Linked DNA regions of Homo sapiens: all the other regions are linked to region 4. Evidence: chromatin contacts called from ENCODE Hi-C data. All regions are on one chromosome and are shown on one strand. Each heading gives the region's core, a stretch centred on a gene start or an enhancer-like site at or near the end of the contact. The rest is flanking DNA. Distances are from core to core; before and after follow the strand shown. Region 1 holds the start of GLMN (glomulin, FKBP associated protein). Region 2 holds the start of DNTTIP2 (deoxynucleotidyltransferase terminal interacting protein 2). Region 3 holds the start of CCDC18-AS1 (CCDC18 antisense RNA 1). Region 4 holds the start of HS2ST1 (heparan sulfate 2-O-sulfotransferase 1).

Region 1 (7,434 bases), core at 2,743-5,242, 5.4 Mb before region 4:
GATCCTACCGCCTTGGCTTCCCAAAGTGCTGGGATTACAGGTATGAGCCATCGTGCCTGGCCAAAAAAAAATTAATGCGGGCCGAGAGCAGTGGCTCATGCCTGTAATCCCAGCACTTTGGGAGGCCGACGCGGGCGGATCACGAGGTTAGGAAATCGAGACCATCCTGGCTAACACAGTGAAATCCCATCTCTACTAAAAATACAAAAAAATTAGCCGGGCGTAATGGTGGGCGCCCAGTCCCAGCTACTCGGGAGGCTGAGGCAGGAGAATGGCGTGAACACGGGAGGCGGAGCTTGCAGTGAGCAGAGATCCCGCCACTGCACTCCAGCCTGGGCGACAGAGTGAGGCTCCGTCTCAAAAAAAAAAAAAAAAAAAAAAAAAAAAATTTAATGCGGAATTTAATTCTCCCGTTTTATGTTGAGTCATAAATGAGCTGTATTTCAGGTTTTTGAAATAAGAAAATTGATGAAATTACATTGACAAAAATAATATTCTTCTGTTACTTAAAATAACACAACACAGAATATAGAAAACTGGAATTGCAATCATTAGAACAAATTGAAGAAAATCAAGTGATATTAGCAGACTGGTTAAAAGAACTATGACTAAGGGTAAAATATATTTGCTTTTTCTTTTTTTTTTTTTCTCCCCCATCCTCATTTTTCTTTTTTCCCATTTATTATTTATATACTTATTTTGAGACAGAGTCTCACTCTTGTTGCCCAGACTGGAGTGCAGTGGTGTGATCTCAGCTCACTGCAACGTCTGCCTCCTGAGTTCAAGTGATTCTCATGCCTCAGCCTCCTGAGCAGCTGGGATTACAGGCATGAGCCACACCTGGCTAATTTTGTATTTTTAGTAGAAACGAGGTTTCACCATGTTGGCCAGGCTGGTCTCGAACTCCTGACCTCAAGTGATCCGCCTGCCTTAGCCTCCCAAAGTGCTGGGATTACATGAGCCATTGTGCCTGGCCTCTTTTGCTTTTTAATTGACAATAATAATTGTATATATTTGTGGGGTAGTATGTGATGTTTTAACACATGTATACATTGAGCAAATCAGGCTAATTAACATATCTATCACCTCACATATTTATCATTTCTTTGTGGTGAGAACATTTGAAATCCACTCTTATTAATTTTGAAATATACATTACGTGTCATCACCTTGTTACGTACTTATTTTTCATTAGTGCATTTTAAAGTCATTATACAAGGAATGCATGATAGTTGTTTATTTTTAAATGCATGAATTATATGGATTGTTATCTGCATCTAATGACTCAGAACAAATTCAAAGATTCTAATAATGCAAAGAAGTTTCATGCTGCACAGATTTAAAGATGTTATACTACAAAACTAATAATTTGTCAACTTAACACATACACACTCCATTAGGAACTCTTCTGTAATATTCTCCTCTAAAAGCTGTTCAACAATATGTAGAGCTTTTCTCTCAAATTCAATCTTCTTTCTCACAGCTGCTTCTAGTTCAGCTTTCCTAAAATTTGAAAGAGAAACTTAATCTACTTAAAAGCTTCATGTCCAACATTCCATGTTTTAAAATACAATACTAACCTAACTCACTATTTTGCCACTTAAATTTAAATATATTTAAAAAATTTTTTGAATAAAAATATTTATTTCTTTTTAATTGTAGAGACAAGGTCTCACTATGTTGCTCAAACTGGTCTCGAGCTCCTGGCCTCAAGCAACACTCCCACCTCAGCCTCCCAAAGTGCTGGGATCACCGGCATAAGCCACCACATCCGGCCAAATTTCTGTTTTCTAATGCTGTTACTTTTGATCCAATACTTTTCAAAAAGGAAACAAGCTACTTTTTGCACTGCACATACATAAGTCTTTATATACTCTTTGTATGGTTAATGTCTACTTAGCACGCAGGTCTCAGCATAAGGCTTTCGCTGAAAACTCACAGCCAACCTCCCTGCCACCCACCTCCAACTAAATTAGACTTCGTTATTCCTTCTCGTAACATCACAGTCTTTTCCTTCATAGTGCTTATCACAATTTGTAATTATGTATTTGTTTATGTTAATTAACTAATTAATTTATTATTATTTATTCCTCTGTTCCACTAGGCAAGAACTGTGTCTATTCTGTTCACCATATCTTCAGAGCCTAACACAGGTCCGACATATCTTATACTCAATAAATAATTTTTGAAAGAATGAGTAAATTAAGACCAAAGCCAATATAAGATTAGTGAGTCTTCACAAAATAAAAATCATAGCTACATATGCTTTTAATCCCCTTCACATTCTACTCCTCTTCTAGAAACTCTGTGTGATATGTGGTAATATCTTGCCTTTTTAGAACCAGAACTAGTACAAGACAGCTTTTTAATGAAAATCTGGACTTGATGTAACAAAGAACAGAAAAGGTTTCTTGGAGTGACAGCGAAACTTGGAGAGTGAGTCTCTGGCATATAAAGCAATAAAAGGAGAGTGTACCTGAAGCGGTGAAAAACAAACACCTTCTACAGACACTCATTCCTTCACTAGCAGTCTGAGTGCTTAGTTTGGTTTTCTTAAAGCCTGGAGTAGAGGAATGTAACAGTCTATGTGAGAATTTATAGGCCTTCCCAGATCTTTCCCTTCCCTCTCATGATAATTTTCTCTAAAAAAAAAAAGGTAACCATTATTGTTTTAAAATTGGTACAAGTAATACAAGATAAGTAGATATGCCAATGTAGTTGTCCATGTAGCTGTCATACCTTTTAGAAGCATCTTCTTGTTTCAAAGTACTTGTCTGTTTAGTACCTACAATAAAAATACAGTCATGTGCTACATAATGACATTTCCGTAAACGACGGACAGCATACAGACAGCGGTCTCATAAGATTAAAATACTGTATTTTTACTGTACCTTTTCTATGTTTAGATATACAGTTGCCTACAGTACTTAGTACAGTAACATGCTGTGCAGGTTTGTAGCCTGGGAGCAATAGGCTGTACCATATAGCCTAGTGTGTAAGTAGGCTGTACCATCTAGGTTTGTGTAAGTGCACTCGATGATGGTCACACAAGGATGAAATCGACTAACAACTTATTTCTCAAAATGCATCCCCGCAGTTAAGCTACACATGGTGGCAGTAGGTCAGGTCTACACAAACACATTAGGTACAAGATAGATTCCTACACAAATAACAAACTGTAGACCACCTTTTCTTCTTTTCCACATATTTTATGTCCAATCGTGTGTAAATCAAAATGAAATAGGAAGGGAGAGCAATTTGTTTTTGCAAATTGATTACTGTCTAATTTTTCTTGGTTAAAATGTATCTCTTTGGGGATTGAATTTTCTTCTGTATCATAGTTGCTTAATTAACCACTCCTGAAAATCTGAGATCTGGGTACTTTTAGGGGAAACCTCTCTCCGTCTGCCAAACGTCCTCTCTGGGGGAAGAGGGGAGTCCGGCACCTTAAAGAACTGGGCACCCAAGCAATCTGGAAAGGAGGACCGGTCCTAGGTTCAAGGCCAGCTGCCAACGCTGCCCTAGTCACTTGCCCCGAAACCCGGGGACCCCAGGCCTGGGTTCCCGGGGCCTCCACTGTCCTTTGTCTCAGAGGCTGGGGCCACAGTCCGCGTGAGGGAAATCTTGGAACACTGGCGTAAAGGGGTGAGGGGCGGCCAGGAAATCTTTCCCAGGAGGTGCGGACGGCGGTGGGAAGCTTTCGGCCTACTCTACCTGGGAGAACCCCTCCCCTGAAGCAGCCTTTCAGGAGCGCCCGCGCGCTGCGGTCTATAACTCGAGATCGGGGCCCAGCTTTCAGGGTCCAAAAGTGGGAAGAGATCCTTGCTCCTACCTGCGGCTTTTCGAGAGCAGCGGGGAGCCCCGGCCTTGCGGCCGGCAGAAGACGGCCCAGCGAAGTCCGCCATGGGGGAGAGTAGTCTGCCGGACGGGGACACGCTCCGGCGTCTCGCCCCGAGGCCCCGCCTCCCTACGCGTAGCGCGGGGCGGGGCCAGAAGAGCGGGCTAAGACGCCGGAGGAGGTGGCGGCGGCTGGGAGAGGCGAGGGTTCTGGCCGGTAAGTGGAGTTGTGGAGAGGTTCAGGGTGGCCAGGGCTCGCGGTTGGCCGTGAGCCGCGGCGGACTTGGTGCTGCGGGCCGACTAGGCCACGCGAGGTGGTGGAGCCTGCCCACCTAGGCGAGCAGGAATCGGAAGACATGGCTTCCTCTGATGCAGCCCGCACGCGCGCTGGGGTGTTCACTCGCCTTCCAGCGCGCTGCCCTGAGGACCGGGCTGACTCGCGCCCCTACTGAGGGCTTGGGGCCGAGCCTTGCCGCCAGGAGAAGCGATGGTCTCCTCCTGAAGGCCGCCGTTGTCTTGTCTCCGTGTGATACAGTGATTTCACTAGCTGGATTGATCACTTTGGGGACTGCAACTCCTAGAGAGAAATGGAATGGAGGGCATCTGAATCTTCACCCCCTATAGATAAGCTTGTGTTGCACCCCAATTTTTGTGAGGTGAGACATTAAAAATGAAAAATCCCCTGATGATTAGAATTTTGATTTCAGGTCCACCTTTTGGAAATTTTTTTTCAGAAAAGAAGTGCTTTGCTTTTTAAAAGCCCTTTAGTTCGTATATGCCTCGCCTCTTGGGAGTGCTCGAGAGGTTTTTTTTGTTTTTTTTTCCTTCAAAGTAGCTTTCAAAACTATGCTCCTAGAAAACTTAAAACATGCAATAAGGGCTTCTAAAAAAACACTTTATTTTCTTAGGCAAACATACTAAGATTCAGTAATAACATTTCAACTTTAAAACTTTACATTTTCTCCTAGCATGCTATTGGACCAAAAAACACAACAACAAAAACTTTCCATTTTCTTTATTGTATTTACTAATAATTTATCACACTGAAACATAACTTTTGAATACTTAAGTGTAATATCACGGATAGTTAACAGTGTGTTTTGTATTTGTAGATTTTAGCATCGAAACTAGGAGAAATAAGAATGGCTGTAGAGGAACTTCAGTCTATAATAAAGAGATGTGTAAGTATTAATTTTTGTAAAATTAAATACCTTTCAAAATATGGGAAGGGCACAGATTGTTTTTAATTATATTTGTGGTCACTCAAATTGTTTATCTTCTTTAATCCTTGCTTTTTTTGACCTGTAAAGAGCATGAGTGGGGGAGGCAGATTGGATTATTTCTCCAGGTGACATACTTATCTAAATAACCTTTTACATTTTAATCCTGATCCTTTTCATAGATTTCACTGGTACAGTAGATTTCAAGGTCACTTATTAAAGTATTTATTAGGGTAATCCTAATTTTGATACGTGTGTTATTTACGTTACATTTATCTAGAATTTAAACAGATTTCCTTTTTTCATAGATAAATCAAGAAGTTATTGTATTTAATTTTTATTTGCATATACTTTTTTTTGTTTGTTTTTTGGGTTTTTTTTTTTTTTGCCAGCAAATCCTAGAAGAGCAAGACTTTAAAGAAGAGGATTTTGGCCTATTTCAGTTAGCTGGGCAAAGATGCATAGAAGAAGGGCACACAGACCAGCTATTAGAAATTATTCAAAATGAAAAGAATAAGGTGCGTACAATCTTGGTGTTTACTTTTCAGTCTTGGGAAGAGAATAATCACATGATGCTATTCATCCAGTCATTTATCCATCAAACATTTAAGAATCTACTTAAATTTTCACAGTAGGGAACTGAAAACAAAAAAAGAATTAGAAATATTTAGGCCAGGCGCAGTGGCTCACGTTCGTAATCACAGCGTTATGGGAGGCCAAGGCAGGCAGATCACTTGAGCCCAGGAGTTTGAGACCAGCCTGGGCAACAGAGTAAGACCCTGTCTCAGAAAAAAAAAAAAAAAAAAGAAAAGAAACAGTCATATACTTGAAGGTTTTTACCATCTGGTCAAACATAAACATGTAAACAACTAACAATAATGAGGCAAAATAAATAATTGCTATAGTTGAAGTAAAGAGTTTTTAGAAGAAACAGAATTACTTCTGGTTTAGGGAGTCCAAAAATGGTGTTTGAGTCATTAATTTACAATGAGAAATATACATATCAAGCAGGCTAAATATTCATTTTGGGTGATCAGCCCATTCTCCTCCAGCCAAATGTGTATGGAAAACCAAATTTTAATTAAAACAGTATTTTATGTGCATAGAATCAGAACAGGAGGAAAACGATATGTCATTATACTAGCCAGTATCATCCAGTTACAATGGTTTGAGAAATCATCCTCCACAATGGAAAAGGATCTTATTTGTGGATCAGGAATAACTTTTTCCTGGGACACTGTGTTGGCAACATCCTGCCAAATTTTGTGTCTTTGGATACTCCTTATAAGGAAGACGGCTATGGTTTGGCTCTGTGTCCCCACCCAGATCTCACCTTGAATTGTAATAATCCCTGTGTGTCAAGGATGGGACCAGGTGGAGGTGATTGAATCATGGGGGTGGTTTCCCCATGCTTCTCATGATAGGGAGTGAGTTCTCACCAGGTCTGATGGTTTTATAACCATCTGGCATTTCCCCTGTTGGCACTCAGTCCCTCTCCTGCTGCCCTGTGAAGAGGTGCCTTCCGCCATGATTGTTAAGTTTCCTGAGGCCTCCCTAGCCATGTGGAACTGCATGTCAATTAAACCTCTTTTCTTTCTAAATTACCCAGGCTTGGGTATTTTTTCATAGCAGCATGAGAACAGACTAATACAAAGACCATCTTCCTTCTAGGTACACACTCTTTCTTCATTTGCAGTGCTACTTATTTATTAGAAGTTTTCTTTCTTGATATCACAGTGTAATCATGTTGATCTGTGTTTCTCTCCAGGGCATCTTGATTGGATTTGGGGGATTCCTAAAACTTTTTAATCATATATTATTATAACATCTCTTAGTCAGTAGTTCAAATGGCTTATACCCTTCTTATTTTTTATTAAAATAGGACATTTTATTTAGTTTTTGATACATGTTTATGATAACTTTGTAACCTCCAATATAATAAATCTTATGTTTTTTAAACTCTTCTTGATTTTTTTCTAATTGCGTTCTCAGGATAACCTTCTAAAGTACTTAGCTTTCAGCTAATAATAAAAAAATTAATAACAACTAATATTTATTGCATGTTTACATGTACCAGATGCTGTCTTTAGTCCTTTACATTTATTAACTTAATTAGTCTCTCCAAAATCTCAGAAGGTAGGTGTTCATTTTGTAACTGAAAAGTTAAATGACTTGCCCAAAAGTAAGTCAGCTTTTATGTAACATCCAAGATTCAGACCTGTGTAGCATGGTTTTGGAGCTCCTAACCACTCTGCTCTACCTCTGGTTAGTGCTGTATGGCGTATGGTTTTAGGGTAGAATACAGGGGATTGCTTGATTGAGAGGGAGAGGCATCAAAAATGACTGGGTTTCTAGCCTCTAAAAGGATAACATATGA
Region 2 (6,418 bases), core at 3,364-5,863, 7.0 Mb before region 4:
ACTCTGTTTCTTAGGCTGGTGTACTGTGGCATGATCATGGCTCACTGCAGCCTCAACCTCCCAGGCTTAAGCCATCCTCCCACCTCAGCCTCTCAAGTAGCTGGGACTACAGACATGCACCACCACACCTGGCTAACTTTTATTTTTGTAGAGACAGGATCTCGCTATGTTGCCCAGGCTGGTCTTGAACTCTTGGACTCAAGTGATCCTCTCACCACAGCCTCCCAAAGTGCTGGGATTACAGGCATGAGACACAGTACCTAGCCTCCTTAGTAATTCTTTACCAAAGGTCTTTAGTGACAGTAAATTTTCTAGATCCCATTTGTCTGAAATGTCTTTATTTTGCACTCAACCTTTGTTTTTTGTTTTTGTTTTTGTTTTTTATAGAGATCAGTTTTCATTATGTTGCCCAGATTGGAGTGCAGTGGTTATTCACAGGTGTGATCATCGCATACTACTGCCTAGAACTCCTGAACTAAACAATCCTCCTGCTCCAGCCTCCCAAGTTGCTGAGACTACAGGCACATGCCACCACACCCAGCTTAGTTTGCACTCAATCTTAAATGATCATTTGACATTACAGAATTCTAAAAGCCCCCAAATACAATATTGAAAACCAGATACAACCCAAATGTCTATCAACAGCTGAATGGATAAATCCATTGTTATATAGTCATACAATGAAATACTCAGCAATAAAAAAGAATCAACTACTGGTATACACAATAACATGGATGAATTACAGAAACACTATGCTGAGTGAAAGAAGCTAGACATGAGTACATACTGTATTATTTCTTTTTTCTTTTTTTTTTTTTTAAGACGTGGTCTCGCTCTGTCACCCAGGCTGGAGTGCAGTGGCATGATCATGGCTCACTGCAGCCTCAACCTCCCAGGCTCAAGTGATCCTCCCACCTCAGCCTCCCAAGTAGCTGGGACTACTGGCGCATGCCACCATGCCTGGCTAATTTTTATATATTTTGTAGAGATGGGGTTTTGTTATGTTGCCCAGGCTGGTCTCAAACTCCTGGGCTCAAGTGATCCTGCCTCCTCAACCTCCCAAAGTGCTGGGATTACAGGTATGAGCCTCTGTACCTGGCCTGTATTATTTATTTTACTTGAAATTTTAGGAGAGATGAAGTTAATCTATAACTACTGGTTATCTATTGTTGTATCTGGATGACTTTGAGGCATCCAGATGCAGCAATGGATAAGTCAAGACTGCAGTCTCACCTGAAGGCTGGACTGAGGGTCTGTTTCCAAGCTCACTCGTGTAGTTGTTGGCAGGACTCAGTGCCTCACACGTTGTCAGACTGAGTTCCTTAATTCTTCACTGGGTGTAGGCCAGAGGCCTCCTTCACTCAGTTCCTTGCCACAGTGTTCTCTTCAAAGGACAGCTTATAACGTACAGCTAGGTTCCTACAGAGTGAATGATTGAGAGAGAGCAAGATAGAAGCCAGCCTTTTGTTAACCTAATCCTGAAAGTGACATCCATCATTTTTGTCATACTCGTTTCATTAGAACTCACTAAGTCCAGCCCACATTCAAAGGTTTGAAGACCAGAAAATGGGATCACTGGACATCTTACAGGTCAAACTTAATTTTAATAGTAATGTTTTACATGTAACAATGCAGAATGACCATGAATAGTATGCATTTTTAGAAGGCTCATGCACTAAAACTCTCATCTTTTGGTTAATGCCTAAAATTCCAGGGAGCTTTGACCTTTCAGTTTAAGGATTTAATTAGTAAAATATAGATTATTTAAGGTAAATTTCCTTTTGGGCCTGAGTAATAGTACTGGTTACCGTTAAAAAATGTGGGGGTTGGGGCATTGACCCCCCTGCACAGTTGAAAATCCACAGATAACTTTTGACTACCCCAAAACTTAACTACTAATAGCCTACTATTGACCAGAAGCCTTGCAGATAACTAGTTGATTAATACATATTTTATATGTTGTATATATTATATATTGCATTCTTACAATAAACGAGAAAAGAAAATTTTAAGAGAATCATAAGGAAGAGAAGTGGAAGTGGATCATCATAAAGGTCTTCATCCTTGTCTTCATGTTAAGTAAGCTGAGGAGGAAGAGGAGGGGTTGGTCTTTCTGTCCAGGGGTGGTGGAGGCAGAAGAAAATCACTGCATAAGTGAAACTTCCCAGTTCAAACCCGTGTTGTTCAAGGGTCAACTGTATTGTATATACTATATATACCTAAAATTAAATATACTGTATTTGCCCTAAATCCACTTCAGATAAAGAAGATAGGCAAAGAATATGGCAAACCTGGTAAGCCCACGTAAAAACACTTCTTTTTTTTTTGGCCTATGGTAGATTTGTTGATAGACCAGCTCAATCTTCTCATATTATAACTATGTACTGACAATTTTAGTATCTTACGTTTGTTTCTTGACCTTAGATTGTATATGAGTTGGTTTTCTCCTTTTTTTTTTTCTTTACTTGAAAGGGCCATGCTTGCAAGTGAGTATTAGACATTGCATGATTTTCTAATATTCTCTCCAGTTTTCTACACCTACCTCTGTCATCTTAATTTCTATTTTCATGCATTTGCTCAAATTAAAGATGTGGAGATTAAATGAATGAATACATGTAAAGCACGTAGATTAGTATCCAGCAGATATTAAGTGGCCAATACTATTATGATTGATGCTGTTGTTCTTTGATGCTTTGATCTCCACAACCTACATCCAATTGGTTCACTTTCCTTCTACACGATTTGTCTCCTCCTCAAATCTAACCTTTCTCTTCTGTTCATCTTCTTACATAGTCTCACTGCTACTTGGCCCTACTAAAATTTATTTTTGCTTCTTACCACATTTGCCACAAATGTTGATATAAACCATTTCCATTCTTCTGAGATGTATCACCTACTTACAGAGGTTATTATCTACCCAAAATCTTCTCTTCTTCACTCCACTTGAACATACTTGCATTCACATTCTCCTCTCTGTTTCAGATATCAACTCTTTCCTCCTGGCTCAAAGGAAGGTGCATTCTTTTCTGACTACACCCACATCTCTGTTTATTATCCAGTTCAGTTAGCATTAGGCTCGGCTGCAAATAGAAAAATCCTTAATTAACAGTGGCTTTTAACAAGGTGTTTCCATCAGGTGAAAAATCTAGAAGGCGGCTCTTGAGGGCTCATAGGGCAGCTCCACAAGTTGATTTTTCCATCTCACTGCTATGCCATCTCTAAAGCATGCCTTCATCCTTATGGCACAAACTTGCCGCCTGAAAACCAGCGAACCCAACTTTCCAGGAAGTAAAATGCACTTTAAAAGATCAGGAGGGCTGGGCGAGGTCGTTTAGGCCTATAATCCCAGCACTGTAATCCCAGCACTTTGAGAGGCCGAGGCGGGTGAATCACCTGAAGGCAGGAGTTCAAGACCAGCCTGCCCAACATGGTGAAACCCCGTCTCTACTAAAAATACAAAAAAAAAATTAGCCAGGAATGGTGGCGGGCGCCTGTAATCTCAGCTACTCAGGAGGCTGAAGCAGGAGAATCGCTTGAACCCGGGAGGCGGAGGTTGCAGTGACCCAAGATTGCGCCATTGCACTCCACCCTGGGCGACAGAGCAAGACTCCGTCTCCAAAAAAAAAAGTCAGGGACGGCCTCCTCTCTTTTAGATGCCGTCCCTAAAGACATGCACACAATTTATACCTAATTGGCTAAAACGTAGTCACATAGCCACATTTGGCTGCAAGAGAGACTATAAAATAAGCTATTTTAAGCTGGGAAGCAGTGTGTCCATCGACACAGTGTTCTGTGACTTTAAATAAAAAATTGGTTTTCTGTCATGAAGTAGAGACTAGGTTTGGTGAGGCACTCATTCATCCTTTCTCACCTCCAACAATAATTTGCGTTTACTTATTTTTTCAACCCCTTCCCATCCCCTCAAACATAGTTCTCTACCTTTTATCTCAAAAGATAACCAAAGAAACCTCTTGATTCTGGTCATACTCTTCCTTTCACTGTGACAATAACAACAACAACAACAACAACAAAACCTTATTCTTCTCCTTTACAATTTCTTTAACGTTTTTTTCTTTTCTGCTATTCCCAATCCCTAAACACCATCTCACGTTTAGATTATACAGCTTTCCACTTCGTCTCCCAGTTCCTGCGAGCACCTTATATCCCTTTTACCCCAACCAAGTCCTTAAATTTTATTTATAGTTAGCGTCACAATACACGAGTAAATATTGTCTTTCTTTAAAAAGCACAAATATCTCAAACTTCTCCCTTGGACATACCAATGGCTACATTAAGCTCTTTAGAACGTAGAAATGAAAGAACGCCTCCCGGGTTCAAACGATTCTACTAAACAAATGAAAGAACGAATGGCATGTAAGTGCGTTTTTACAATTCATGTGAACGGGTACGCTAAGACCCTCTGTCACTGCGGGCTTCGCCGCCCCGATGAAGGTCTTTCCCAGCAAAAATCTGGCTTGCCTTCTACAGCTCTGAAATGCACACTTAAACCCAGGCCCTTTGTCTCTGACCGCCCTGGCCTGAACTGGCTGGGCGGAGATTCTCGCGAATTCTCGGATCTGCGCGGAAAACGCGCTCGAGGCAGTTCTCTGACGCATTTCCGGAGCGCCAGGGAAGAGGGAAGTCGTGGTGGTCGCGAGGGAGCCGGAAAGATGGTGGTTACCAGATCTGCACGGGCTAAGGCCAGCATCCAAGCCGCGTCGGCTGAAAGTTCCGGGCAAAAGGTAGGAAATCCAGTCTTCCCTACTTCTCGCCGCTTCGCAGAGCCGCGCTCAGGCAGGCGGGGCGGCGCAAGGGTCCGGTTAAGGGTGAGGACCTGCCGACAGAGAGGACCCGAGCTTGCCGCGCGCTTGGGTCTCCCAGGCCCCGTGCTAAGCCTGTCACGGAAACTGTTTAGCCTTCACCACTGTCTCTTAAGGCAATTTTTAGTATGGAAGAGAGGTTAGATAACTTTATTTGGGTCGTTCAACTCCTTAATGCAGAAGCACAGTTCGAACTTTTAAACCTTACTGTTAACACGGTACCAAGGAGGGTTAATTTCGGCCACCATGCACAAGCCCCATTTAGGGGGGCTGGAAAAAAAGCTTCGTTTTCACGTGGGGAGGCTGGCAGCTGTCCAGCATCACCTCCTTAAGGCGTGAGGAGGGCTGTGGTGTCGTCGCCTGGTGACTCTTAGTGGCGTTAGTCGGCTGTCTCATTCTGACTCAGCGATGCAGGGAACGGAGCGGCGGCGATTTTTTCCTGTACGTAAAGGTAAGGGCGGCGACTGATTCCATCAGTGTGTTCCTAAACACATCGGTGTTCAGAGTTAATATTCCCTTTCTCCCCTCTTCTATAGGTGGGTCAGAATGTTGGTCTACCCATTATATTTGACTTTAAACAGAAAAATTTTAATCGTTCTGCTTCTGAAGTTACATCTAGGAAGGATGAGGCTAGTGAAGTAAATGCAGGGTTGGCTCCAGTGTTTAAATTTTGATTTTTTTGTTTGTTTGTTTTTGATTCGGAGTCTTGCTCTGTCGCCCAGGCTAGAGTGCAGTGGCGCAGCCTCGGCTCACTGCAACTTCTGCCTCCCGGATTCCAACAATTCTTCTGCCTCAGGCTCCTGAGTAGTTGGGATTACAGGTGCGCACCAACACGCCCCGCTAATTTTTTTACTTTGAGTAGAGATGGGGTTTCACTATGTTGGCCAAGCTGTCTCGAACTCCTGACCTCGTGATCCACCTGCCTCGGCCTCCCAGAGTGCTGGGATTACAGCCGTAAGCCACCGCGCCCGGCCAAATTTTGATTTTTTAAAAATCATGAGTTGGGCAGGTTTTTTTGTTTTTTGTTTTAAAGGTAATCTTGTTTACTGGGTTTTAGCTTTTGGGGTCAGTATTTCATTTGCTTTGCCCTTGTTCCAGCCCTACCTAAATTACAGTGTGTTTTCTCTGGTTTGCAGAGTTTTGCTGCTAATGGGATTCAAGCGCATCCAGAAAGTAGTACTGGATCTGATGCCCGAACTACTGCTGAATCACAGACCACTGGGAAGCAAAGTTTAATCCCTAGAACTCCTAAAGCTAGAAAGAGGAAGAGCAGAACTACAGGCTCACTACCAAAGGGGACTGAACCATCTACGGATGGAGAAACCTCTGAGGCAGAGTCAAATTATTCTGTGTCTGAGCACCATGATACCATTTTAAGGGTAACTAGGAGAAGGCAGATCTTAATTGCATGCTCCCCAGTGTCCAGTGTTAGGAAAAAGCCGAAAGTAACTCCAACAAAGGAGTCTTACACTGAAGAAATAGTGTCTGAAGCAGAATCTCATGTTTCAGGTATTTCTAGAATTGTGCTTCCTACAGAAAAAACTACAGGAGCCAGAAGAAGTAAGGCTAAATCTCTGACAGATCCAAGCCAAGAATCT
Region 3 (6,601 bases), core at 640-3,139, 6.4 Mb before region 4:
TAAAAGAAACTGTTGAAGTTTTCAGAAGTGCTGTTCCATAAAAGCCTAAGTGTATACATTCAAATAGGAATGACAGCAGGAAAGGACGGGGAAATTTTCCGTTAAAAAAAAAACTTGCATAAACTTTCAATCAAAGATTTCAAAACTTATCTCCACAGAATAGAACAAAGCAAACGACATAAAAGCAAACGAAAAGAAAAAAACGAAAATTTAAAGTTCACCCTATTCTTACAGAATGGAACAGGAGTTATTTGGTAACTCATTCATGAACGTACCATCAAACCATTTTTAGAGCAGAAAACATACACCTTTTATTTAACAACGATAAACTTGACAACGTTGAACACATTGTATGTTAAGAATTTTTTAACTCATGTGTTCAGAAAATAAATCTTTTCCTCTACATTGGTGAAAGGTCAGGTGGGGAAGGGGGTGCTCTGTCTCCACCCACGTTGAAGTTCCTCCGTCTGAATTTTAACTTTCCAAAGGAGAATTTCTGCGTTCCTTAATTATTATCTAAGTTCAACTTCAGGCAAGTAATTCTTGTTGCTTCGGCTTACCTGGCTGTAAAGTGAGATCACTCTTATTCTTTACGTTTTGGGGACGCTGACCTAAATGTTTGCACTCCTTACATGTATTCGCTGGATGAAAAGTACTGCAAAAATGCTACAAAGGGATTGTTTTTAAAGCACCGGCTGCCTACATGCCAGTCTGGCTTTTTCATTAAGTTACTTACCAGGGAAGAGGAATGGAGGCTTTGACACGAAAGGGTCACGCGATTAGCAGACTGCTACCCTAGAACCTCATTCAAACCAGCTCTCACACACGACTTACCTTGTATGACATGCTCTGGTGAGATGGTCTTCTTTTCCGATTTGTTACAAATCTCATTGGCTTCAGAAGATATAAGGTGAATGAATTCAGTGCAGCAGTTCACCACCAGCTCTCGAGCATCGTTGGCCACCCGGACATTAGGAAGAGTCTCTTTGATCATTTTATTGATAGCAGCTCTGGGGATAGTGAGATCATCATCGTTGCCAGACGAGGAAGCCATAGTACCTTCCTGTTTCTCGCGCCCCGGCTTTTAAAAACTCCCCAGCTCTGGTCCACTACTCCACCGAGATTTCTCAAAAAGTCGCCCTCGGAGAGTGATCCCGGGGGGTGCTTTGCGAAGAGGGTGCAGAAAATGAACGGAGGAGCAGCTGGCTTGAGGGCTGGGAACACTCGCGTGTGTGAGAGATTTAGGATGAGTTTGGGAAGAAAGTGGGGGCCCGAGGATTCTAGAGAGAGCACAGCCCAGGCTGAGGAGGGGAAAGCGCGGTGGTCCGGAAATTTGAGCGGCTGGGGAACCACCTTCGTGTCTCCTCAGAGGGGCGGGCGCTGTCGCCTAACTGGTCCCCAACGGCGTCGGAGCAGAGGCAAGATCCAGGGGCACTGGCCTCGCCGCGGTACCGGGCGGGTACCCAGCGGGCTCGGCTCTATAGAGCCCGAGGCCCCGCTGCCGCTGCCGCCGCCGCCAGCAGCCGTTGCCGCCGCCTCGGCCAAACCATCCTTCAGACACCCGCGCCGCCGCCTCACAACATGTCCGCCGCTGCCGCTGCCGCTGCCGCTGCTGGAACGGCGACGGCCGCCTGGGAACTAATATGGACAGAGCCAGGCACAGTGGGAGTCGCAGTGGCTGCCGCCGTGGCCGCGTAGCCCGAACGCAGATCGTGGAAGCCGAAGACGCGGCAACGGTGGTCCCTCCAGATGCCAGGGAAGGTTTGCAGGAAGCCGCTCCCGACACCCTTTGCGCCACCGGAAGCCTCGTTCCCTCAGATTTCCCCCTCCCTCCCGGACCGACTTCCGGGTGTGGCTGCCGCCCTTCCCCCACCCACGCCGGCGGGAGCCGCCCGTTCGCGCTGCCAGCAGCTTCCGCCTGCTACGGTCCTGGCAAGCACCTCGGGATCCCATTCCTTCACAGGGACCCTAGCCAGGCAAGCGCGCGCCTCACTGTACCGGAGAGCTCCAAGCACGCGCTTGGTCTGGGGCCCGGACGCTACATCTGGGAAGGGGTGGGTGGCTGGGTAGATAGGCGAGGAAGGATCGTCTCTACCCTCTCTCAAGTAGCTGAGGCCTCCGAAACCTTCCCTAGCTGGATTTGGGGACAGAGGAGCGCTGGTATTGATAAAATAACTCTCTTTGCTATTCCTTTAGGAGCCCAAATGAGGATTGAAAGTGAGAAGAATGGGACCTGGGCTTGGGGGTGGGAGGTGGGGAAAGCAGAACCCCGTGTGCCTGTTTCTGCGTCGTCTGGAGAAAAAGCTTTTCAAGATGTCTGATAGACCTTATTCGGTTCAAAGCTCTCTAAAGTCCTTCACCTTTTTTTTTTTAAACTTCATGAAAAATGAAACATTTCAGAGAAGTTACTTGCCTAGAGGCAACTAAGTCGCCTAATGGCTAAGTAGGAAAGCAGAAGTCAGTTCCAACATAGTGGAAATGGAGTGGAAATGCATGGCATACAATGAGCTATATTAGAAGGTTCCCATTTAGACAGTTTTCATGTTGTATTCCATGTTGGCTTCTACAGGGGAAAAAAGTGTTAGAGCATCTTAAGCAACTGTTTTTACTTCTTTCCATAGTGACTAGTAATATCAACAGGTGTCAAGGTCTAAACAGAAATTGCATTTAAAAAAAAAAAAAGTGTGTCAGCCAGGCGTTGTGGCTCATCATACCTGTAAACCCAACACTTTGGGAGGCTGAGGCAGGGGGATCACATGAGCCCAGGAGTTCAAGACCCGCCTGGGCAACATAGTGAGACCCGTCCCTACAAAAAAAAAAAATATATATATATATATATATAATATATATTTATATATATAAATATATATTCCAACATCCCACTGTTTATAGTATAGCCTCTTCTATATGACAATATGAAACACGGGTTTTTTTTTCACCAGGCTTGGTGGCAGGCACCCGTAGTCCCGGCTACTCTGGAGGGCGAGGTGGGAGGATCGATTGAGCCAGGGGGTCAAGGCTGCAGTGAGTTGCGGTTGTGCCACTGCACTTCCAGCCTGGGTGACAGAACAAGATTCTTTGTCTCAAAAAAGATAAAAAAAAAAAAAAAGTAAAAAAACTGAGTCTGTCATACTGTCATGTGGAAGAAGAGGCTATACTATAAATAGTGGGATGTTGGAATTTCTAAAAACTAAACAAGACACTGTTGAAATCCATTTTGTCACTTTGGTTCATCAGATTCATTACTCTTGATACATATGATGGCAACTGGCTTGTTGACAGTGTTTTCTTAAAACGTTCTGTCTGAGCCCTATATGCTGCTCTCAAGAAGACATTACAGTTTATTATGCTATTTTTTCATTTAGCATTTTCTGCAGGACAACTTACTGGTTCTTTAATTTCTGAAGTGTAGACACTTGTTTTTCAGTGCTACTAAATTTAGTCAAAACAAAATTTCTTTGATTAAAAACAGTATTTTAATTAAATTTTCTTCAGGCTGGGCATGGTGGCTCATGCTTGTAATACCAGCACTTTTGAGAGGCCAAGGGGGGCGGATCACTTAAGCTCAGGAGTTCGAGACCAGCCTGGCCAACATGGTGAAACCTCACCTCTTCTAAAAATACAAAAATTAGCTGGGTGTGGTGGTGGGCACCTGTAATCCCAGTTACTTGGGAGGCTGAGACAGGAGAATCGCTTGAACTCTGGAGGCAAAACTTGTAGTGAGCCAAGATCGTACCACTACACTCCAGCCTGGGAGACAGAGCACGACTCTATCTCAAAAAAAAAAAAATACTTTATGAAGTGGTGGGTTTGTTTTTTTTTGTCAGTTTACTGTTGATTTAAAGATTTATTATGGTGCCTAAATTTATCTTGACCTTAACAAGTTTATCCGTCTGAAAAAGCTGGCTGGCAAAAAATGTCCCAAGTTGTCACAGTGTCACTGACCCTTATCTTGTCTCTCCTGAAAAAACTATAACTTTGCTTTTTCATGTAACATTTATGTTTATAGACTTATGCTAAATAGACGAGTAGAGCACACATTATTTCAGTAATAGTTTATTGCTACAGGCTTCTGTGGTAGCATAAACAGAATTGAATGTGTAGTAAGAGTTGTAGGTTCCAGTCCCAGCTTTTTTTTTTACTTAGACAAGTCACTCTCCAAGCCTCATTTTCTTCAGTTCAGATATAGAAATATTATGTAACACACAGGATTCAAAATCAAATGAGAGTTGTGTGAAAGTACTTTTTATAGTATGAAGTGTTATATAATGTTAGTGTCTTTTATCATCTTTATCAGGCTTGGTCAGTCTTCAACTAGTAATGAACCATGTAACTAGTTTATTACATACGTGGCTGAGAGAAATTTAATTGGATATAAATACCAGTGTGATATGTCATAAAATATGCTAATCTGTAGCCCATATTTAAATAGTTATTTATAGTACACTACATGTATCTGTATTATAAATAGGCTTTTAAGGACAAAGAGAACATCTCCTTATTAAGCTTTAAGAGTTTCAGAGAGAATGCATATATATGAAACTTTTTTTTTTCATGTTGTCTAGGTGTGGTAGTGCACACCTGTGATCCTACCTACTTGGGAGGCTGAGGTGGCAGGATCACTTGAGCCCAGGAGGCTGAGGCTGCAGTGAGCCATGACACTACTACACTCCAGCCTAGGTGACAGAGTGAGACCCTGCCTCAAGAAAAGGAAAAAAAAAGTTTAGCCTCAGAGTAGGGTTAGGGGAGTGTCACTGTCAAAAACAGTGGAGTTGAAAGGGAGCTGTTTAGAGAAGATGTGCTTGCTTTTGCACATGTTTGGGCAGGCATTTGTAGAAGTGGTGTCCTATAGAAAGTGGAAAGAGAAGACAGCATCTGATTTCTACATTCATTCAATAACTGTCTAGTGTCCTGACTATGATGTGGGAGAAATAAAGATGAATATAACTCCCACCTTGTTCTTGAAGACCCTATAATCTGGTGGGAGAAGCAGAATATAAACCAGATTCAAATAAATATTGTGATAAAATATACAGGCTAAGAATGCATGGGAAGAAGTGATTAACACACTAGTTGTGGAGTACAAAGGGTTTTATGGAGGACTGGATATTTTAACTGCACCTTGAAGATTGAGTACAATTTTGATAGGGAAGGAAAGAGCATGTAGCTGAAGAAAAAACACAAAAGTACATTGTATGGCTTGGGGAAATAAAGTAGTCTAGAGTGGCTCTATTAATAAGGTTTGTAAAGAGGTGTAGTGGTATATGATGCAGGAAAAGTAGGTTAGGGCAAAAAGAAAACAGATCAGTGCCTGATATGAATTATACACTGGGCCAAAAGTTTTTCATATTTGCTATTTCATTTAATTTCCATATAGCCATGCAAAATAGGTGTTTTGACATGGGGGGAAAACAGTCTCAGAGAGTTTTACTAATTTGTTCAAAGTCTCACAGATAATAAGTAATGGAGCTGAAATTTCAAACCAGGTTGTTACTTAACTCCAAAGCTGAAGCTATTTGTAATTTGGTAACTATCTCTAAATTAAAAAAAAAAAGGAAAAAAGGTTATATTCATTATAGGACTTTAAAAATATAAAGCACTTTCACATGTATTTGGTCTTTATAACTAGTCATTAATCCCAATTGATGGATGGGAAAATTGAAGCCCAGTGAGATTATTCAAGGTCACAGAGTGAATAAGTGGCAGATTGGAAATGCAACCCAAGCTTTCTGACTACAAAGTCTCAAGTCTTTCCACATCATTTTAAGAAGTCTGGAGATCCTTTTGTAAGCAGTGGAAAGAGTTAGTGAACATTTTTGAGAAGGGGGATGACATAAACAATAATGTTTAAAAAGATTAGTTTGAGTTCGCATGTGAGATGGTCTGGAATGGACAGAGACAAGAACATTAATTATTAAGCTATTGTAAAAATAGTAATGATGTAGACCTGAACAAAGAAAGTTTGGTGATAATAAGATAAAAGAAACAAATTAGAGGCATTTGGAAACAGAATTTACAGGATTTAGCTTCTGCCTGCATCTACCGTGAGATACGAGGACCGTGCCTAAATAATAATGGAGGTGGGGACAATGATGGTAAGAAGAGGTAGATTTGGATGGAGAGAAAGAAATAGCTATCCAAATGGATGTATCCAGTGAGAGTTGGACAGCGGAGATGTGGGATCATATAGTAGGGCTATGTAACAAGTCCCTCTATAGCAGGGTTTGTTTAAGCTAGACTGTAAGTACCCAGAGCCAGTGAGGGTCTGGTTTATTTCTGCATCCCCAGAGCCAGGACAGTCCTTGGCACTCAATAAATATTTGTTAACTTTGAAACTGGATAAAGACCTTTAAGGATGGTAGAATTTTTTGAAAAATGTTCAAAGACAGAAAGCAAAAAGAAGAAAATATTTGAGGAAAGATTTGATAGAAACCAAGAAGCATTATGTAAAGGAAGTCGTGGGGAGAGAGTTACAAGAGTGTGAGATGCCACAGAGAGGCATTGTTGGAAGGGGATCAAAGATAGTGTTACTGAAGTAAAAGTTCAGGAAGAGAGATCGGAAGTCAACATGCAAAGAACTGAAGAGGAATGGGGGGAGAAC
Region 4 (7,077 bases), core at 1-2,500:
GTGAAGCAACATACATAGGCATCCCTATTCTCAAGCCCCAATTCATCAGTTTAGCGCCACTAAAGAAGAATTTAAATCTCCGGACCCTCATTTCCGTACTCCGATGAAGCTTTGCACTCGCGTTCCCGCACTACCCGGCCAGCCTCCCTCAGCTGGCAATTACAAGGTCCTTTGCTGCCCGGAGCACAAGAGTGCAACTCGCTACAGTGTTCACATGTTGCTCTCCGTCATCCCAGCATCTCCTCCCATTTCTGCGCACCTATCCCTTCATGAGCCCCCAAAAGAATTCGTATCCAGATGCCCATAGCTCAAATTAGAATACCCCTCATCTGACATTGCCAGGGCTTCCTGTACGACTTCCAAGAGAACACGCGATGCTAAGCGCTTCTGTCTCCGGAGACCAGCAACACACGCTCCCCACTGAGTTCGGTCTTCTCTCTCGCTCTCTCTCCGCGGAATGCCTACTTCGGGGCTACCCTTTGGCTAGGGAAGCCCAACCTTGCAACCTCTGCCCCGTGACCTCGCGAGCCCAGCACGCCGCTCAAGCTTAATTCAACCCATTCTTGGAGCTCGTGCTCTCGCTGCCCCTTGTTCCCGGTTCTCTTTGAAACCGCTTTCAGCCCCCGAGCCAGACCCCAGGTTAGATGAACGCCCACTTGCTCCGGCGGCAGCGCCTCCTCGGCCCCTTCCACAGCACTCAGCCCGGGGCAGTTCAGTTCCTCACCTAGCTTCGAGCGGGACTCCTCCAGTTTCTGGATCTGGTTTTCCAAGAAGAGCATCGCCACCGCGAAGGCCACCACCGCCAGCAGCTGCAACTTGGGCGGCATCATAATCCTGAGGAGCCCCATGAAACCCGCTGCTCGGGATCAAGACATACCGCGGGGGGCGGGGAGCGGGACCCCGGAGGCGAGAGAGACGCCGGGAGGAGCCCGCCGAGCCGGGAGCGAGGCAAAGAGAGAGCGACAGCGAGAGAACCACCGCAGCGACCCCCCTTCTCGCCTCTCCAGTCCCCCTCCCCCAGGCGCTATCACCAACGCCGCTGGTGTCCGCTTCTCCTCAGCCGACTAAACGGCCGCCCCCTCCAAAAGCCCGCGCAGCAAACAGCGCGAAGCGGCTGCCGGGCTCTCGCCTCCCTCTACTGCCTCAGTCCCCGACCCCCGCGCCCGCCTGCTTGCCCGCCTCCCTCTCTTCCTTCCTTCCCTCCCTCCTTTGCTCGCGGCCGCGCGCCCCTCCACCGGCGCTGCGGCTGCGCCGCCCTCATCCCCGCCCCCGCCCATCCCCCTCCGCCACCACGCGCACGCATCCGCGTACGCTGCTCGGCAACCAGAAGCCCCGCCCCTCCCCCCGTTCGGGTCCGCTTATTGGACGGAAGAGCCCCTGCGCTTCGCTCTTGGTTCGGTTTACGGTTGGTTTCCTCTGCCACAGAGCTCAATCAAGACGACATTCAATTGGGTAAACTTGGAGAAGAAGGCGGGGCTAAAACTGGCGAAGGCGTGGCTTCTTGGCTGCTTGACGAAGTGTCGTGAATAAAAGAAAGGAGACCGCAGAAGTAAAGAAGTGGGGAGTTTAGGCAAGTGCCTGATTTGGGTAATCGAAAGCACCCAGTGATTGTATTTGATGACTTTTAAGCTTTCATATGCCGTTATTTAATACCTGTCACTTCCAAATGAGAGATGTAAGGGCAACGGCCGTTAGCGTTCTGTTTTGGATCAGGCTCTGGAGTGGACGCCCCTAGCTTAGGGGTCCTTCTAGGCAGCCAGAAACCTGCGGAAAATGGTAGCGATGGCGGCTGGGCCGAGTGGGTGTCTGGTGCCGGCGTTTGGGCTACGGTTGTTGTTGGCGACTGTGCTTCAAGCGGTGAGTGTAGATCACCTTCGCAGCTGCCACAGGGAGAGTAGGAGTGATTGCAGCTGAGAAAGACGCAACATTCGGTCCTGGTTGAAAAGGGTGGGGAGGACTGCGCTTCCTTAATGACTGCTGCGGCCAGAATGCAACGTGGCTTAATTTCTCGGTTGATCCTTCTCCTTCCCCGCCTTGGGTTTCTAGCAGCAGTTTTCTCTTGATTTCAGATTGTCTTGGGTACGTAGCTTCTCTTATACGGCTCTTGCTAAAAACAATCTGTAAACCACACCAGGTGGGAGGGGGGAATAATAAAGCTTGGCAAGAAGTGGAGGTTGTTTTTAAATGGACAGAAATGCAAGAGACTCATGACGAGACTTCCAACTCTTAGAGGCAAGTCTTCAAGTCGTTGGTCCAGGCGAACAGTTTGTGTTTACCTCTCTCGCGCGCGTGCTCTCTCATTTTCACTACTTCTGTTAGTCTCTTAACTTCCGTTCTCCTCTGCTATTCATATACGGCTGGCTGCGCTTGAGTGCGATTTGTGCTTTTAAACAATGTTGTTGGAGTAAAAGGAGTTATCTATACCAAAGTATAATTCATTTTTGAAGTTAGTTTTTTAAATGATGTTCGTTGTCTTCTTTAAGGCAGCGTTTTTTATTTCATTTTTCTCTATTGGCAGAATAGATGGGTGACCTTTGAATGGGAAAAGTGTACTTTTAACTTATTTCTTCTCATATCCATGTTCTGCTGTGTGAATAGTAAAATTTTAGGCACAGTGCTGAAAGCTTTTACGTTTTTTTATCCTAGCTTAATTCTTCGGGTAGTCTCTAATAAGGAGACCTGGTTTAATTTACTTATCCAAGGTTGAGGGTGTTAAGGGACTACACCGGAGTCCTCTATGAACACCTGTACTTACCTTTCTCAAAGAGCTTGAAAGCATCCTGGCTGTTTGCTTTGGCTACTTTAACCAAAAGGTAGATTCTTAACTTCTGTAATTAACATTCCAATTATCTTGTTATTCAGGCATTTGGTGCTAGGAATTACTGGATCACCTCTCCCTAAACTTTCTACTGTTTAAGGGTTTTTGCACATCTTTAGGTCATTCGAGATAACATTTCAGGTTGTCTTTTTTTGATCTCCCTCTGTCTTTGACTGTCAGTTGTCTATAGCTGTGTAACCGCCCTAAAACCTAGTAGCTTAAAACAGCAATGATTTCTCATAATTCTGGGTCAGTGGAGTAGAACTACTCCACCTATGTTGGTTTTCCCCTGGCCTCATTTATGCTTTTTGTTGACCTAGTAGGTCAGCTAAACCGAAAGGTTCCAGGATTACCACTGTTTATAGTTGGTGCTGTCAGCTCGAGGACTTGGTTCTGTTCCGTGTGACCTCTCATCCTCCAGTCGGCTAGACCAACTTCTTTTCATGGCACTCTCAGGGCAGCACTCCAAAAGAGCAAAAGCTACAATGCCTTCTAAAGCCTTGCCTTGGAAATCACATATATTACTTCCATCACATATTTCTCAAAGCAAGTCACAAGACTAGTTCACATTCAGGGATGGAGAAATAGATTTCATCTCTACATGGGAGGAATGACAGAGTCACTTTGCAAAGTGTGCATACCAGGATAGGAGGTATTTATGGAATTAACTAATTCCATATGTAATAATGATAGGAATTAATTAAACAGCGTACCACAGTGACTGTGCACAGAATCCAAACTAGAAATTTGGATGTCATGTTTGACTCCTTTCCTTACATATATCATATCCAGGGAATTACTGAAACTTACTGATTTTAATTCCTAAGTATCTCAAATCCATCCACTTATTGTTAATCACTCAGGCCATAAACATCTCTCTCCTCAGAAATAACAGCGTCTTGGTTCACCGTTTGAATTATCCCTGGCTGTATTCAGAATCTAAATGGTTGGCTTTGCCTTTGTCAGCTTCCCAATTGCCCAAGCCAAAAATTAGTCATTTTTGGCCAGTTGTGGTGGCTCATTCCAGTGCACTTTGGGAGGCTGAGGTGGGCAAATCACCTGAGGTCAGGAGTTCAAGACTAGTCTGGCCAACACGGTGAAACCCCGTCTCTAGTAAAAATATAAAAATTAGCTGGGCGTGGTGGCGCATGCCTACTCGGGAGGCTGAGGCAGGAGAATCACTTGAACCCAGGAGGCGGAGGTTGCACTGAGCCGAGATTGCACCATTGCACTCCAGTCTGGGTAACAGAGCAGGACTCTGTCTCAAAAAAAAAAAAAAAAATAGTCATTTTAAATCCTCTTTCCTTTCACTGTCTGAATTCAATTAGTCGTTAAAGCCTTAAAAATCTCTAAGCCAGTCCACTTAATAATTTTGTTTCCACAGTTAGTATTTATATTCAGGCTACTATCTTTGCCTAGAATTACAACAGCTTCCTTAACTAGTCTCCCATCTCATTATTTCATTTCCAATCTCTACAGTGCATCAAGTGATCTGCCTAAAATTTAAATCTGTCATGATTAAAACTCTTCAGTGGCTGCTTATTGTTTTTTAAGGTGAAGTCTGTCTTCCTCAATGTTCCTTAAGGAGGCACTTGTTTGTCTATCCAGGCTTATTCCCCAACATTTACTTCTATTAGGAGAGCAGAAAGGTACAAGTGGAGAATTGGCATCACTTGTTTAGCTTATTTCACATACTGTATTCTCCCTCACCAGACCTTTGAGCATGGTGTTTTCATTACCTACAAGCCGCTTCCCAGCGTCTCATCCTTTCCTCCCTTTCTCCTACCCTACAACAAAAATGGCTGTCTTCTACTTACTCTCTTTCTGTTCTTAGTAGAGAAATCACTTCCTCCAACAAAGCTTCGCTATCCCTCAAGTTTGGATTAAGAGTCTTTCTGTGTGCTCCAGTGGTGATCAATATTTATTCTCTGAGATACGTTCCATAGTTTTCTTTAATAATTTCTTGTTCTTTGGCATTCTCCTACCCACTCCCAAAGGGAAGTACCCTGTCTTTCCTGTTGACTGTTTTATCTCTAGTGACACATATACAGAGTAGTACTATACTTGATGTATAAGTGAAATGTTTGATGAATGAATTAGAGAATCCACAAGCAAAGGTCTGAAAACCTGGAAGTATGAAATCTGTTTGGAAACTATTAAAATCAGCTTCAGTTACCTTCATAGAGCTCTATTATCAGTGATCCCAACTGGAGGTGTGTAGATGAAAATTGTTGGGAGGAGGAGAGATTAAAAAATACATGTGCTTGGACTCTGCCTTAGATATGATTCAAAAATTTGTGGTAGCTGTGCAACTCTAGCTGGTAAGTACATGTTAGACTGAAACCTTTTTTTTTTTTTTTTTTTGATATGGAGTCTTGCTCTGTTGCCAGGCTGGAGTGCGGTGGCATCATCTCGGCTCACTGCAACCTCTGCCTCCCGGGATCAAGCCAGTCTCCTGCCTCAGCCTCCCAAGTAGCTGGGATTACAGGTGCACGCCACCACGCACAGCTAATTTTTGTATTTTTAGTAGAGACGGGGTTTCACCATGTTGGCCAGGATGGTCTTGATCTCTTGACCTCATGATCTGCCTGCCTCAGCCTCCCAAAGTGCTGGGATTACAGGCGTGAGCCACCGCGCCCAGCCAGACTGAAACCTTTTGAGGCAGGAATCAACTTACTCATTTTTTTGTGAATGTGACCCCCACAGGATGGAACATCCTAACTTACCATCAAATAAAACTACTGGGTGATCAGCCACAGCCACACCATTCCACCAAATATTCCCAAAGACAGCCATCATACACAGCCTTTTTCTCTCAAACTCTGCCTATTGAATTCATACTCATGACGTATAATTTAGTGGGAAGTACACTACTTTAACGAAATGTATTTTTTAGTTTTAACTTCTAATAACTGACTAAGGCAAATTAATTTACTCTTGGCCTTTGTTTCTTTATCTCTTTCTCCCTGAACTAAGATGTTTCAATAGAATGCAAAGCTTAACTCACATTCCACTTCCAGACTTGCAAAGTTAGATGTAATTTCTCCCTTGCATATTGTATCATCATACTTTTTTTTTGAGACGAAGTCTCGCATTGTCACCCGGGATGAAGTGCAGTGGTGCAATCTCCGCCTCTCGGGTTCAAGCGACTCTCCTGCATCAGCCTCCCGAGTAGCTATGATTACAGGCACGCGCCCCCACGCCCAGCTAATTTTTTGTATCTTTAGTGGAGACGGGGTTTCACCATGTTGGCCAGGCTGGTCTCGAACTCCTGACCCTGTGATCCACCCGCCTCAGCCTCCCAAGGTGCTGGGATTACAGACTTGAGCCACCACCCCTGGCCTTGTATCATCATACTTTATACTGTATTACACAAATCCACATGGTCTTAACCAAATCATAGCTCTGTGTGTGTGTGTGTTAGTATCCCTCCACTCCTCCTGTCCCCGTGCCAATTAGAATGTAGCCAAAGAGAATACAGGGACCATTTTTATTTTATATTCCCTTCGTTGTGTCTCATATGTATTTGTACATTTAAATCCCTCTGAAGCGTAAATGGCCCCAGTTCATTTGTGTTGTTGCTCCATGCCATCAAAGTCATCAGGATATTTGCAATTTGTGTAGAGCAGTGAGGAAGCCCAACCACTCTCAAAAATACAAAAATGACTCAGAAAAGAGAGAGTGCTGGACAATTCACCCTTATTGAACTGTTATAACTTCCCTAAGGTTTATTCATGTCTCTTCTGTAGTAACTAGTGCTTTTAAGAAAAGAAAGCAAGAAAAACCTTGAAAATGAAAAGGAGTATAGATAATTGTTGAAAAAACAGTAAGAAGTTGGAAACTGCATATGTCACAGTTAGCCCAAGGGGAAAAAAAGATCAGGTGGCATAAGTAGTTGGCAGTAGTGAAATCTTTGGAAACTTCCATAGGAATTAAAGGGGGATGAGGGAACAATTTCTTGACACTTTGAGATTGAGATACTGCTATGGATAAAACTGTCATTGGGACTGCACTCGTGTTTTGTTAATTGATACCTCTGAGTTTCTTATACTTGACAAGTTGAGTTTTTATCACTGTCTACTCCTCTGAATAGCTTTAATTTCAAGTTAATAACTGCATATTTGTCAATATTTCAGTGAGGTAACAACTGGATATAAAGTGATTTAATCTGAAAATACATCGAGTATGCTTAAATAAGCAATAGAAAAGTGATATTTTAGTACAGTCTTAGGGAGCTGTTTATTAACGCTCCCCAGAAC

What was found. Hi-C counts contacts between places; a loop is a spot of excess contacts on that map. Pooled maps may share reads with other maps.
Region 1: a loop to region 4 is called in a pooled map, with 4 times the contacts of the local background. The contact joins the promoter of GLMN here to the promoter of HS2ST1 in region 4. A Hi-C loop is called at or near these places in 3 of 50 pooled maps.
Region 2: a loop to region 4 is called in a pooled map, with 21 times the contacts of the local background. The contact joins the promoter of DNTTIP2 here to the promoter of HS2ST1 in region 4. A Hi-C loop is called at or near these places in 6 of 50 pooled maps.
Region 3: a loop to region 4 is called in a map of CD8-positive, alpha-beta T cell, with 8 times the contacts of the local background. The contact joins the promoter of CCDC18-AS1 here to the promoter of HS2ST1 in region 4. A Hi-C loop is called at or near these places in 2 of 168 maps with a recorded cell type or tissue (CD4-positive, alpha-beta memory T cell and CD8-positive, alpha-beta T cell) and 7 of 50 pooled maps.

Annotation. Positions count from the first base shown.
Region 1 is chr1:92,295,545-92,302,978 of GRCh38, reverse strand. It overlaps GLMN (glomulin, FKBP associated protein), which reads left to right and starts at 3,992. Exons shown (of 19, transcript NM_053274.3): 1 at 3,992-4,054; 2 at 4,950-5,018; 3 at 5,450-5,575. The coding sequence starts at 4,980. RPAP2 (RNA polymerase II associated protein 2) reads right to left here and starts at 3,920. Exons shown (of 13, transcript NM_024813.3): 1 at 3,833-3,920; 2 at 2,740-2,785; 3 at 1,389-1,503. The coding sequence starts at 3,905. RefSeq lists enhancers at 3,507-3,736, 3,957-4,426, 3,998-4,894 and a silencer at 4,158-4,495.
Region 2 is chr1:93,877,401-93,883,818 of GRCh38, reverse strand. It overlaps DNTTIP2 (deoxynucleotidyltransferase terminal interacting protein 2), which reads left to right and starts at 4,613. Exons shown (of 7, transcript NM_014597.5): 1 at 4,613-4,742; 2 at 5,957-6,418. The coding sequence starts at 4,671. RefSeq lists enhancers at 3,791-4,606, 4,458-4,887.
Region 3 is chr1:93,341,099-93,347,699 of GRCh38, reverse strand. It overlaps CCDC18-AS1 (CCDC18 antisense RNA 1), which reads left to right and starts at 1,889. Exons shown (of 9, transcript NR_034089.1): 1 at 1,889-1,976. DR1 (down-regulator of transcription 1) reads right to left here and starts at 1,793. Exons shown (of 3, transcript NM_001938.3): 1 at 835-1,793. The coding sequence starts at 1,054. RefSeq lists enhancers at 954-1,163, 1,224-1,293, 1,663-2,198.
Region 4 is chr1:86,908,808-86,915,884 of GRCh38, reverse strand. HS2ST1 (heparan sulfate 2-O-sulfotransferase 1) reads right to left here and starts at 1,250. Exons shown (of 7, transcript NM_012262.4): 1 at 725-1,250. The coding sequence starts at 848. SELENOF (selenoprotein F) reads left to right here and starts at 1,759. Exons shown (of 5, transcript NM_004261.5): 1 at 1,759-1,857. The coding sequence starts at 1,774. RefSeq lists enhancers at 1,510-1,629, 1,680-1,839, 1,233-1,847, 1,950-1,999, 1,848-2,462.